2 separate regions of the Homo sapiens genome follow, and region 1 is linked to region 2. Evidence: read pairs that join two places in POLR2A ChIA-PET (ENCODE). Cell type or tissue: B cell. All regions are shown on one strand. Each heading gives the region's core, and the rest is flanking DNA. Links, peaks and the distances in the headings are about the cores only. Region 1 overlaps CRTC3 (CREB regulated transcription coactivator 3). Region 2 overlaps CRTC3-AS1 (CRTC3 antisense RNA 1).

Evidence for each region. ChIA-PET counts read pairs that join two places held together with the same protein. Peaks named below come from ENCODE experiments on the same cell type or tissue, not always from the same donor. Only the 100,000 strongest peaks of a DNase experiment are listed, where the experiment ranks them.
Region 1: POLR2A ChIA-PET joins it to region 2 with 5 read pairs; 2 of 35 experiments call an interaction of 5 or more read pairs at or near these places.

The regions. Positions count from the first base shown.
Region 1 is chr15:90,568,524-90,573,903 of GRCh38, reverse strand. All of the region lies in intron 2 of CRTC3 (CREB regulated transcription coactivator 3), which reads right to left. Among named protein-coding and RNA genes, the nearest start is that of CRTC3, 41 kb to the right of the region's middle. In B cell, for the core only: no CTCF peak of the experiment used is centred there; a DNase peak (open chromatin) is centred at 2,483; H3K4me3 peaks cover 387 bases; H3K27ac peaks cover 1,651 bases.
Region 2 is chr15:90,696,644-90,702,023 of GRCh38, reverse strand. All of the region lies in intron 2 of CRTC3-AS1 (CRTC3 antisense RNA 1), which reads left to right. Among named protein-coding and RNA genes, the nearest start is that of CRTC3-AS1, 18 kb to the left of the region's middle. In B cell, for the core only: no CTCF peak of the experiment used is centred there; no DNase peak of the experiment used is centred there.

The DNA.
Region 1 (5,380 bases), core at 215-5,214, 130 kb after region 2:
TAAAATATTCCTGAAGGAATAAATAAACGTGACAACAGTGGTTGCACCTGTGGGGAGTGAACTGGGTGGCTAGGACAGAGATGGAGAGGATACTGTTCACTGCACTTTTTGCTTATCTTTAATCTTAGACCACATGAATGTATGTTCATATGTATCTGCCTAAAAACATAACTAAAAGTAAAATCAAAGAACATATTACAAAGTTACAATAATATACTGATGTGGAAATGGACAGAGGAATAGGTAGCCATATCAATGGGAAAAAAAACAGTAAAAAACAGAACAAGCTATGTAAAAAAGAAATTATTCAAGAATTGAGACAATAGATTAGCTACAGAGGAAAAAAAAAATGGGAACCCTCTCTCAAATCTCACATCAAAATAAATTCCAAAGTAATAATAGCATTAGAATACAATATGGATGAAAAACGGGTGAATGTTTAAGAAATCTTGGCATGATTAAGGCCACTCTAAACATACTAGAAATTGTAACACAGCAGTCACAGAAAGACCAACACATTTAACTCATACAAATTAGAGCATAAAACTCCCAAACAAAAACTACTAGATGGAGAAAATATTTGGAATATACAAGGAAGATTACGGTAGACAGACTCCAAGGTATCCCACAATGATGTCCACCTCCTGGTGTTCACGCCTTTGTGGAATCCCCGCCCTTGAGTAGAGGCAACACCTGTGACTTGTTTCTACCCATTATGCTAAGTGAAATAAGCTGGTACAAAAAGACAAATAGTGTGTAATTTAACTTGTACGAGACACCTAGAATAGTTAAATTCATAGAAACAGAAAGTAGAATGGTGATTCAGGAGCTAGTGGGAGGTGGCATGGGGAGTTGTTAATAGGTACAGAGTTTCTGCTTTGCAAGATGAAAAAGTTCTGGAGATCTGTTTTACACAACAATGTGAATATACTTAACACTAATGAACTGTAAACTTAAAAATAAATCAAGATGTTAAGTTTTAAGTTATGTGTTTTTTAACCACAGTTTTTTTAAAAAATGGATATATTGGCGGGGCATGGTGGCTCACGCCTGTAATCCCAGCACTTTGGGAGGCCAAGGTGGGCAGATCACCTGAGGTCAGGAGTTTAAGACCAGCCTGGCCAACATGGTGAAACCCCGTCTCTACTAAAAATACAAAAATTAGCTGGGTATGGTGACGCACAGCTGTAATCCCAGCTACTCAGGAGGCTGAGGCAGGAGAACTGCTTGAACCCGGGAGGTGGAAGTTACAGTAAGCCAAGATTGCACTACTGCACTCCAGCCTGGGTGACAGAGTGAGACTCCATCTCAAAAAATAGAAATCAAAAAAAGGATATATCCAGTGGGGAAGAGTATATGAAAGAACAGACACTCATATGTTGGTGAGAGTAGAAATTGATATCACCTTAACAGGGAATAATACGGTAATATCTACCTTAATTTTAAATGTACAACCCTTCTTACCCAGCTATTTTACTTCTAGGAACATATCTCACAAATACCCTTATGTAAATATCCAACACGATATCATAACAAGAATGTTCCCTGCAGTTTTCCTCTGTAATAGTGAAAAACTAGACATAATCTAATTGTCTCTCAATAAGAGACTGGTTATATAAATGATGGGATAGCTACATAAATGGCTGTGCTGCTGTCATTAGAAAGAATATATATCTTTAGGTACTGACATAGAAAGATACCTAAGGTGTATCAAGTTCTGCCTTTTTTTTTTTTTTTTTTTTGAGAAAGAATCTCGCTCTGTCAGCCACGCTGGAGTACGATGGCGCAATCTTGGCTCACTGCAACCTCCGCCTCTTGGGCTCAGGCAATTCTCCTGCCTCAGCCTCCCAAGTAGCTGGGATTACAGGCACACACCACCATGCCCAGCTAATTTTTGTATTTTCAGTAGAGATGGGATTTCACCATGTTGGCCAGGCTGGTCTTGAACTCCTGACCTCAGGTAATCCACCTGCCTCGGCCTCCCAAAGTGCTGGGATTACAGGTGTGAGCCACTGCACCCAGTCAAGTTTTGCTTTTAAGATGGGAGTTATTCAGTATAGCATGATTCCATTTGTGTAGAAAGAAAATATGTATATACACACACACGCTTGCATATACTTCCCAGAAAACTGCAGAAAGGGTGCAGATGAAACACTTAGCAATAGGTACCATGGGGATTAGAACTGGGGGGAGGGTGTGAAGTAGAGAAGGGGAGACTTTTACTTTTCATGTTTCATGCTTCCATATTATTTGAGTTTCTACAACAAATTTGGAAGAATAAATAAGTGAGCAAGCAGGCAAGCAAATGAATATCCTTCCAATAGCTTTACACCGCCTTAGGACAAAATCCAAATTCCTTAATAAGAAAGCAAAGTCCTTTGTGATCTGGTTCCTACTTCAAGCTCCAGCCTCATCTCTCACCACTCCCTTCTCATGCTCAATCTATGCTCCAGTGTCACCAAACTTTCAGTTCCTCCAAGCTTTGCCAAATGCAGCTTCTTTTGCTTAGAACACTCCTCACTCCAATCTTCAGTTATATAGCCCTCAGGTCCCAGCTTAGTCACCTCTTCCTCCAGGAAGCCTTTCCTGGGACCTCCTCCCAACCCGTTTGGGTTAGGCACCACTCGGACACAATCCAGCCACTCTCTGAACTCCTCTATTGTGGGTTTGTCACATGGTGTCACAATGACTTGTAAAATCATCTGCCTCTCCCACTGGACTGAAGTTCCGCCAAGCAGTGACTGTGCCTGTCTGGGTCATTGTATCTCCAGCATCAAGCATTGTGTCTGACACGCAGTGTCCAATAAATATTTGTTAAATTGGACTTTTATTATTAAAAAAATATAACCACATTATGGACAATTTAGGAACGTAGAAAAGGGGAGGATTATAATTCTACCTTCCAAATACAACCACTATTTTCATCCAATGTTTTTGTTCCTCGTGTAGTTTTTTTCATAGCTGTATTCCCCCAAGCTGTGCCCTTCAGACACAGTCGTTTTGGTCAGGGAACATTTTGCTGCACTCTGCTGAAGCACGAGCCTTTTGTAAGCCAAAGTAAAGATCACTGTTTTTATCATCAAGTAATGTGTGTAACAGACCACAGACACCCCAGATCCTCTCTCATCACAAACCATCTCTCATTTCTGGGGACTTTGGCTTTGTATTTCATTAATTACTGGCTTGAACTCTTATGAGGATGCATTACTGTTATCCGGACCTCAGGTAATTCACCTGCCTCAGCCTCCCAAAGTGCTGGGATTACAGGTGTGAGCCATGGTTTTTAAAGAACCATGATTTGTTTACAGCCGGCTGGGTTAGCATCTAAAGAATTACTATTCTTTCCCCAAAAAAATCATTATAAAGGAGTGTTATATAACATATGTATTACTGAAGAAATTGTCAGGGATTTCACTGAGGATGTCCCTAACAGTGGTGGAGTCAAGAGTAAGGGCTCATACTGATGCCCACATAACCGACTTTTCTAATGAGGGTCTATAAAGAGAAACTCAAGAATTTGAGAGAAGAAACCCACATGAGATACAAGTGACTTCTTAGACCATCTCCGAGCCCTGCCTCATCCCTCATTGTCCCTCCATCCCTCACACCCACCTGAAATCAGAGGCTGGCAACTGGCAATGAGACTAAGGCACAGAAGTAGAGTCTCTGTTTTGCTCATTACTTGACAATTTTTTAAGCCACATTTTTAAAAAAGTAGTGTCAGAAGCTTTTGGCAATGTCAAAAAGACACTAAAGACAAACAAGTTATGTCCTAGCAACTGTGTGAAAACTTCATATACTCCTATAACCATCAGTCCATATAATTGTATTCCTTTTTAAGTATTTTGTTCAACATAGTAATATATTTTTTCATGTAGCTGAAGTCTTTACATTCATAATTTCAAACTGCACTGAGCTGATAGATCATATTTTACTGAAATCAATTACTCACTATAATAAATAATATTACAACATTATCAGGCTACAGGTTTTCTTTTCAGATATTAAATTACTTTCTTAGGATAGTGTCCCCAAAGTAGAATCTGTCAAATAATATTACTATCTTAACATCCTTTATATATATTCCAAAACTGTTTTTGAAAAGATGTCAGCCTAGGCAATATAGTGAGACTCTGTCTCTACAAAAAATAAAAAATTAGCCAGGCATGGCGGGGTGAACCTACAATCCCAGCTACTTCAGAAGCTAAGATGGGAGGATTGCTTGAATCTTGAAATTTGAGGTTGCAGTGAGCTATGATCACACCTATGCACTCCAGCCTGGGTGACAGAGCAAGATCCTGTTTCTAAAACAAAAAGCAAAAAAGACGTATACCAATTTACAACAGGTATATGTCTCAGGAGTTTGAGACCAGCCTGGCCAACATGGTGAAACCCCATCTCTACTAAAAATACAAAATTAGCCAGGTGTGGTGGCGCATGCCTGTGATCTCAGCTACTTGGGAGGCTGTGGCAGGAGAATCGTTTGAACCAGGGAGGCAGAGGCTGCAGGGAGTCAAGATCACACCACTGCACTTCGGCCTGGGCAACAAGAGCAAAATTCCATCTCAAGAAAAAAAAAAAAAAAAAGGTTTTGTTTACAGGCCATGTATGGTGGCTCATGCCTATAATCCTAGCACTTTGGGAGGCCAAGGCAGGAAGACGGCTTAAAGCCAGGAGTTTGAGACCAGCCTGGGCCAAAAAGAAAAACTCTATCTCTACAAAAAAATTTTTCAAATGAAAATTATTAGCTGGGCATGGTGGCATATGCCTGTAGTTCCAGCTACTCAGGAGGCTGGAATGGGAAGACTGCTTGAGCCCAGGAGTTCAAGGCTACAGTGAGCTATGATTGCACCACTGCACTCTCGCCTGGGTGACCGGGAGAAACTCTGTCTCTTTAAAAAAAAAAAAAAAGTTTCGTTATACTTGTTTACACCATACTGTAGTCTATTAAGTGTGCAATAGCATTATGCATGAAAAATATATACACTTTAATTTAAAAATACTTTATTGCTAAAAAATGCTAAGGATCATTTGAGCCTTCAGTGAGTTGTAATCTTTTTCCTAGTAGAGGGTCTTGCCTCGATGTTGAAGGCCACTGATTGATCAGTGGTGGTTGCTGAACGTTGGGGTGGCTGTGGAAATTTCTTAAAATATGACAACAACGAAGTTGGCTGTATCAACTTCCTTTCACAAAAGATTTCTCTGTACCATGTGATGCTGCTGGGTAACACTTTTACCCACAATAGAACTTGTTTCAAAATTGGAGTCAATAGGTCTGTAATCCCAGCACTTTAAGAGGCCAAGGCAGGTGGAACACTTAAGGCCAGGAGTTCAAGACCAGCCTGGCCAATATGATGAAACCCCATCTCTACTAAAAATA
Region 2 (5,380 bases), core at 190-5,189:
TAGGTCAGCTAAGACAGTCACCACTCTTCTGCTTTCTAGGTTCCAAAAGCTTGCTGCTGTTGTCTCTCTCTCTCTTTTTGTTTGTTTGTTTGTTTGTTTTTCTTTTTTGAGACAGGGTTTTGTTCTGCCTGCCAGGCTGGCGTGCAGTGGCATCATCTTGGCTCACGGCAACCTCCGTCTCCCAGGCTCAAGTGATCCTCCCATCTTAGCCTCCCGAGTAGCTGGGACCACAGGCATGTGCCACCAAGCTTGGCTAATCTTTTTTTCTTTTTCTTTTTTTTTTGTTTTTGTTTGTTTGTTTTTGAGACAGTCTCCCTCTGTGGCCCAGCCTGGAGTGCAGTGGTGCAATCTCGGATCATTGCAACCTCTGCCTCCCAGGTTCAAGCAATTTTCCTGTCTCAGCCTTCCAAGTAGCTGGGATTATAAGTGTGTGCCACCATGCCTGGCTACTTTTTTTTTGGCATTTTTAGTAGAGACAAGGTTTCAACGTGTTGGCCAGGCCGGTTTGAACTCCTGGGCTCAAGTGATCCACCCGGTTTGGCCTTCCAAAGTGCAGGGATTATAGGCGTGAGCCACCACGCCTGACCTGCTGTCATCTGTTCTGTTCTCATTGTTGTAGACTTATTGTAGTTTTTACTATATATACAGTCACTTTACTATAGTAGGTTTTTGGGGGAATGGATCTAGATGTGCATGTTTAATCTGCAATTTCAGCCCAGAGCTCCTGGACTTCCTAATTCTTAAGAGTGATTTAAATAACAGAACGTTTCCTGGAAATTGTGTTCTTATGCAATATGTTAGCAGCCTTCTGTTGGTCTCCCCCTCATTAAAGGGCCTCAAAAGAGATTTCTTCTTTTTTTTTTTTGGCAGGGCCTTGCTCTGTTACCCATGCTGGAGTACAGTGATGCCATTATGGCTCACTGCAGTCTTGACCTCCAGGGCTCAAGCCATCCTCCCACCTCAGCCTCCTGAGTAGCTGGGACTACAGACATGCAACACCATGCCCAGCTAATGTTTAATTATTTTTTAATAGAGACCCAGTCTCATTTTGTCGCCCAGGCTGGTCCTGAACTCTTGGGCTCAAGCAATCTTCCCACCTCCCAAAATGCTGGTATCACAGGCTTGAGCCACCATACCCTGCCCTCAAAAGAGAGAAATTAATTAATTAATGTATTTATTTTTGAGACAGAGTCTCACTCTGTCGCCCAGGCTGGAGTACAGTGGTGTATCTTGGCTCACTGCAACCTCTGCCTCCTGGGTTCAAGCAATTCTGCTGCTTCAGCCTCCTGAGTAGCTGGGATTACAAGTGCACGCCACCATGCTCAGCTAATTTTTGTATTTTTAGTAGACACTGGGTTTCTCCATGTTGGCCAGGCTAGTCTTGAACTCCTGACCTCAAGTCATTCACCCACTTCGGCCTCCCAAAGTGCTGGGCTACATGCGTGAGCCACTGTGGCTGGCCAAAAGAGATTTCTTAATCTACCTTCCTTCTTGTGTACAAAAGGGCCACAAAGCTATTAAAATAAATCATAATTATGTCTGTTCCAAGTCCATTACTTGAACATGACAAATCAGTAAGAGACACTCATTTTCTTCTAGAGAAGTAGGTATCTTCAAGGGCCCTGGGCTCACCACAAGTTCACAAATGCATAGCTTCTTGGACATGTCTGGCCTTAGCTGACAGTAAATACTAAAATATACTTCAGATACAAAACATCTACTACATCTAACTCAAGCTAGCAATGTCAAATGATTACCTTGGTCTTAACATCTAAAAGGCTTTTTCTTCCCTTAAATGAGTCCTAGCATTAGGTATCCCTGATTACAGTAAGCAGTTCACTCTTCCATTAAAAAAAACAACCTTCATTATACAAACACAGACTAATGGAGACAACGCCCTAGTGCCTGTGATCATTCTTCTTACGCTGGAAAATACCTGCTTTGCCTCCAGCCTGTGTTCTGTGGCCAGGACAGCTGTCTTGGTAGAGGCTTCTTGTGTTTTCATCCTGGTGTCCCTCTTTATGGGGCTGCTCCACCTCAGCACTCCTTCTAAAAACCAAAATGCAATTCCTATCAACTGTCGAATATGTAAATATTACATTTTACTCATCTCTGCTGGTCATATTACCCTTATGCTTTGCCTCCCAGTAAACCCAGCATCTTTTTTTTTTTTTTTTTTTTTTTTTTTTTTTTTTGGAGATAGGGTCCTGCTCTGTCACCCAGGCTGGAGTGCAGTGACGCAGTCACAGCTCACTGCAGCGTCAACCTCCCAGGCTCAAGCTTTCCTCCCACTTCGGCCTCCTGAGTAGTTGGAACTAGAGGTGCACTTCACCATCCTGGTAATTTTTTTTTTTTTGAGACAGAGTCTCCCTCTGTTGCCCAGGCTGGGGTGCAGTGGCGCGATGTCAGCTCACTGCAACCTGTGCTTCCCAGATTCAAGCAATTCTCCTTCCTCAGCCTCCTGAACAGCTGGGATTACAGGTGCCTGCCACCACGCCCGGCTAATTTTGTATTTTTAGTAGAGACGGGGTTTTGCCATGTTGGCCAGGCTGGTCTTAAGCTCCTGACCTCAAGTGATCCACCCACCTCCAAAAGTGCTGGGATTACAGGTGTGAGCCATCATGCCTGCTTGTATTTTTTTTTTTTTTTTTTTGAGACGGAGTTTCGCTCTGTGGCCCAGGCTGGAGTGCAATGGCACGATCTCGGCTCACTGCAAGCTCGGCCTCCCGGGTTCACGCCATTCTCCTGCCTCAGCCTCCCGAGTAGCTGGGACTACAGGCGCCCGCCACCACGCCCGGCTAATTTTTTGTATTTTTAGTAGAGATGGGGTTTCACCATGTTAGCCAGGATGTTCTCGATCTCCTGACCTCATGATCCACCCACCTCGGCCTTCCAAAGTGCTGGGATTACAGGTGTGAGCCACGGCGCCTGGCTGCCTGCTTGTATTTTTTTGTAGAGATGGAGTCTATGTTGCCCAGGCTGGTCTCTGAACTCCTGGCCTCAAGCAATCCTACCACCTCAGCCTCCCAAAGTGTTGGGACTACAGACACGAGCCTCTGTGCCCAGCCTCCAACATCTTTATTCTACCTCCAGTCTACTAAAAACCTCACAATTGTCTTGCAGTCTTTTTCATACACCTTTGCCTTCACAAAGCCTTTCTTCCCTCTTTTCCGTTAGCAGAATCTTGGTTTTTGTAGGCACATCTATGCTCCCCTCCGCCAACCAACACCTTCCCCAGCTCAGGGGCAAATCTTGATTAGCTGGGTACCTTTTCCCTGGATGAGGATTGGCCCAGCATGGACATGTGATACAGTTCTGGCCCATGAGACAGATTTCATGGGGAGGCTTCCAAGAAGTTTCCTCATTCTTTAAAAGAGACCCCCAGGAAGACTCATTCTCTTTTGCTAATCCTTGCTGAGGCTGACTGTGGCATCTGGAGCTGCAGCAGCCTTCTTGTGATCAGGATGGAATGAAGAGAAAGACAGAAAGACTGAGGGCCCTTCACAACGTCAGCAAATCCACCAACCATGGGGCTTAGCTGCCCTACTTCAGGAAATGTTGTTTAATGAAATAATAAAATGCCCTAACTTTTTTTTTTTTTTTTTTTGAGATGGAGTCTCACTCTGTCGCCCAGGCTGGAGTGCAGTGGCGTGATCTCAGCTCACTGCAAGCTCCACCTCCCAGGTTCACGCCATTCTCCTGCCTCAGCCTCCTGAGTAGCTGGAACTACCAGCGCCTGCCACCACACCTGGCTAATTTTTTGTATTTTTAGTAGAGACGGGGTTTCTCTGTGTTAGCCAGGATGGTCTCGATCTCTTTACCTCATGATCCACCCGCCTCGGCCTTCCAAAGTGCTGGGATTACAGGCGTGAGCCACTGCACCCGGACTAACTTTTTTTTTTTTTTTTCAGAAACAGTGTCTCACTCTGTTGCCCAGGATAGAGTACAGTGGCCGCATCATGGCTTGCTCCAGCCTCAACTCCTGGGCTCAAGGGGGAGCCCGACTAATTTTGTATGTTTTGTTGTGTTTTGTTTTGTTTTGAGACAGGGTCTCACTCTGTCACCCAGGCTGGAGCTCACTGCAGCCTCCACCTCCCCAGGCTCATGTGATCCTCACACGTCAGCTTCCAGAGTAGCTGGAACCACACGTATGTGTTGCCTGGCTAATTTTTGATTTTTTTTTTCTTTTTAAGTTTTGTATTTTTTGTAGAGATGGGGTTTCACCGTGTTGCCCAGGCAGGTCTCAAAATGCTAGACTCAAGTGATCCTCCTTCCTTGGCCTCTTTAAAGTGTTGGGATTACAGACTTGATAGCCACCATGCGAGGCTTTTTTTTTTTTTTTTTTTTTGAGATGGTGTTGTGCTCTGTCACCCAGCCTGGAGTGCAGTGGTGCCATCATAGCTTACTGCAGCCTCAACCTCCGGGTCTCAAACCATCCTCCCACCTCAGCCTCCCGAAGCTCTGGGATGACAGTCATGAGCCACCATGCCCAGCCAAAATGCCCTAACTTTTTAAAGCCAAATTGAAGTTGGATGTACTAGATCTTTTTCTGATTGGTCCTTCAGACTCATTTCTCTCTGTCAATCAGGAGGCTGGGTTTGGCCTGTGACATGTATCAACAGATCAAAGGGTGGGAGTACAGAGCCAGGTCCTGGTTCACTGGTGGCTGCATCCTTTGCCCAAGGTCATAACCCCTGTCAGGTGGCTTTTGTGCTGTAGCTATACATCAGATTTCAAGAACCTCTCCTTCCTTTTGCCCTCTCAACTAAAAAGTGTGGTGGTGGTTTCCTTCTGTTGCTAGTTTCATTCTTTGTGGTTCCCTGAACCCTACCTATACTTTAGTAAGTAATTGCTTCATTAGCATCTCTTAAATATCCTCTTTTGGCTGGGCGCAGTGGCTCACACCTGTAATCCCAGCACTTTGGGAGGCCGAGGCAGGCGGATCACGAGGTCAGGAGATCAAGACCATCCTGGCTAACACGGTGAAATCCTGTCTCTACTAAAAATACAAAAAATTTTTGTAGTCCCAGCTACTCGGGAGGCTGAGGCAGGAGAATTGGCGTGAACCCGGGAGGCAGAGGTTGCAGTGAGCCGAGATTGCGCCACTGCACTCCAGCCTGGGTGGCAGAGCGAGACTCCGTCTCATAAAAAAAAAAAAAAAAAAAATTCTCTCTTGCGTTTGCCAACTCTTTTCCGCCAGGACCCTGACTAATACTTGGGTTTGCAACTGTTGCAATTACTGCCCACCTGAATGAACCCTTACTATCCTTAAAGACATTTTACTATCATCTTTCATGTAGATGAGTCTGTTCATTGGTTTTAGAGCATGAAGTGGTGTAATGTGCCCATTTTGATTTTTGTCTGACGTTCTGATAGGTGA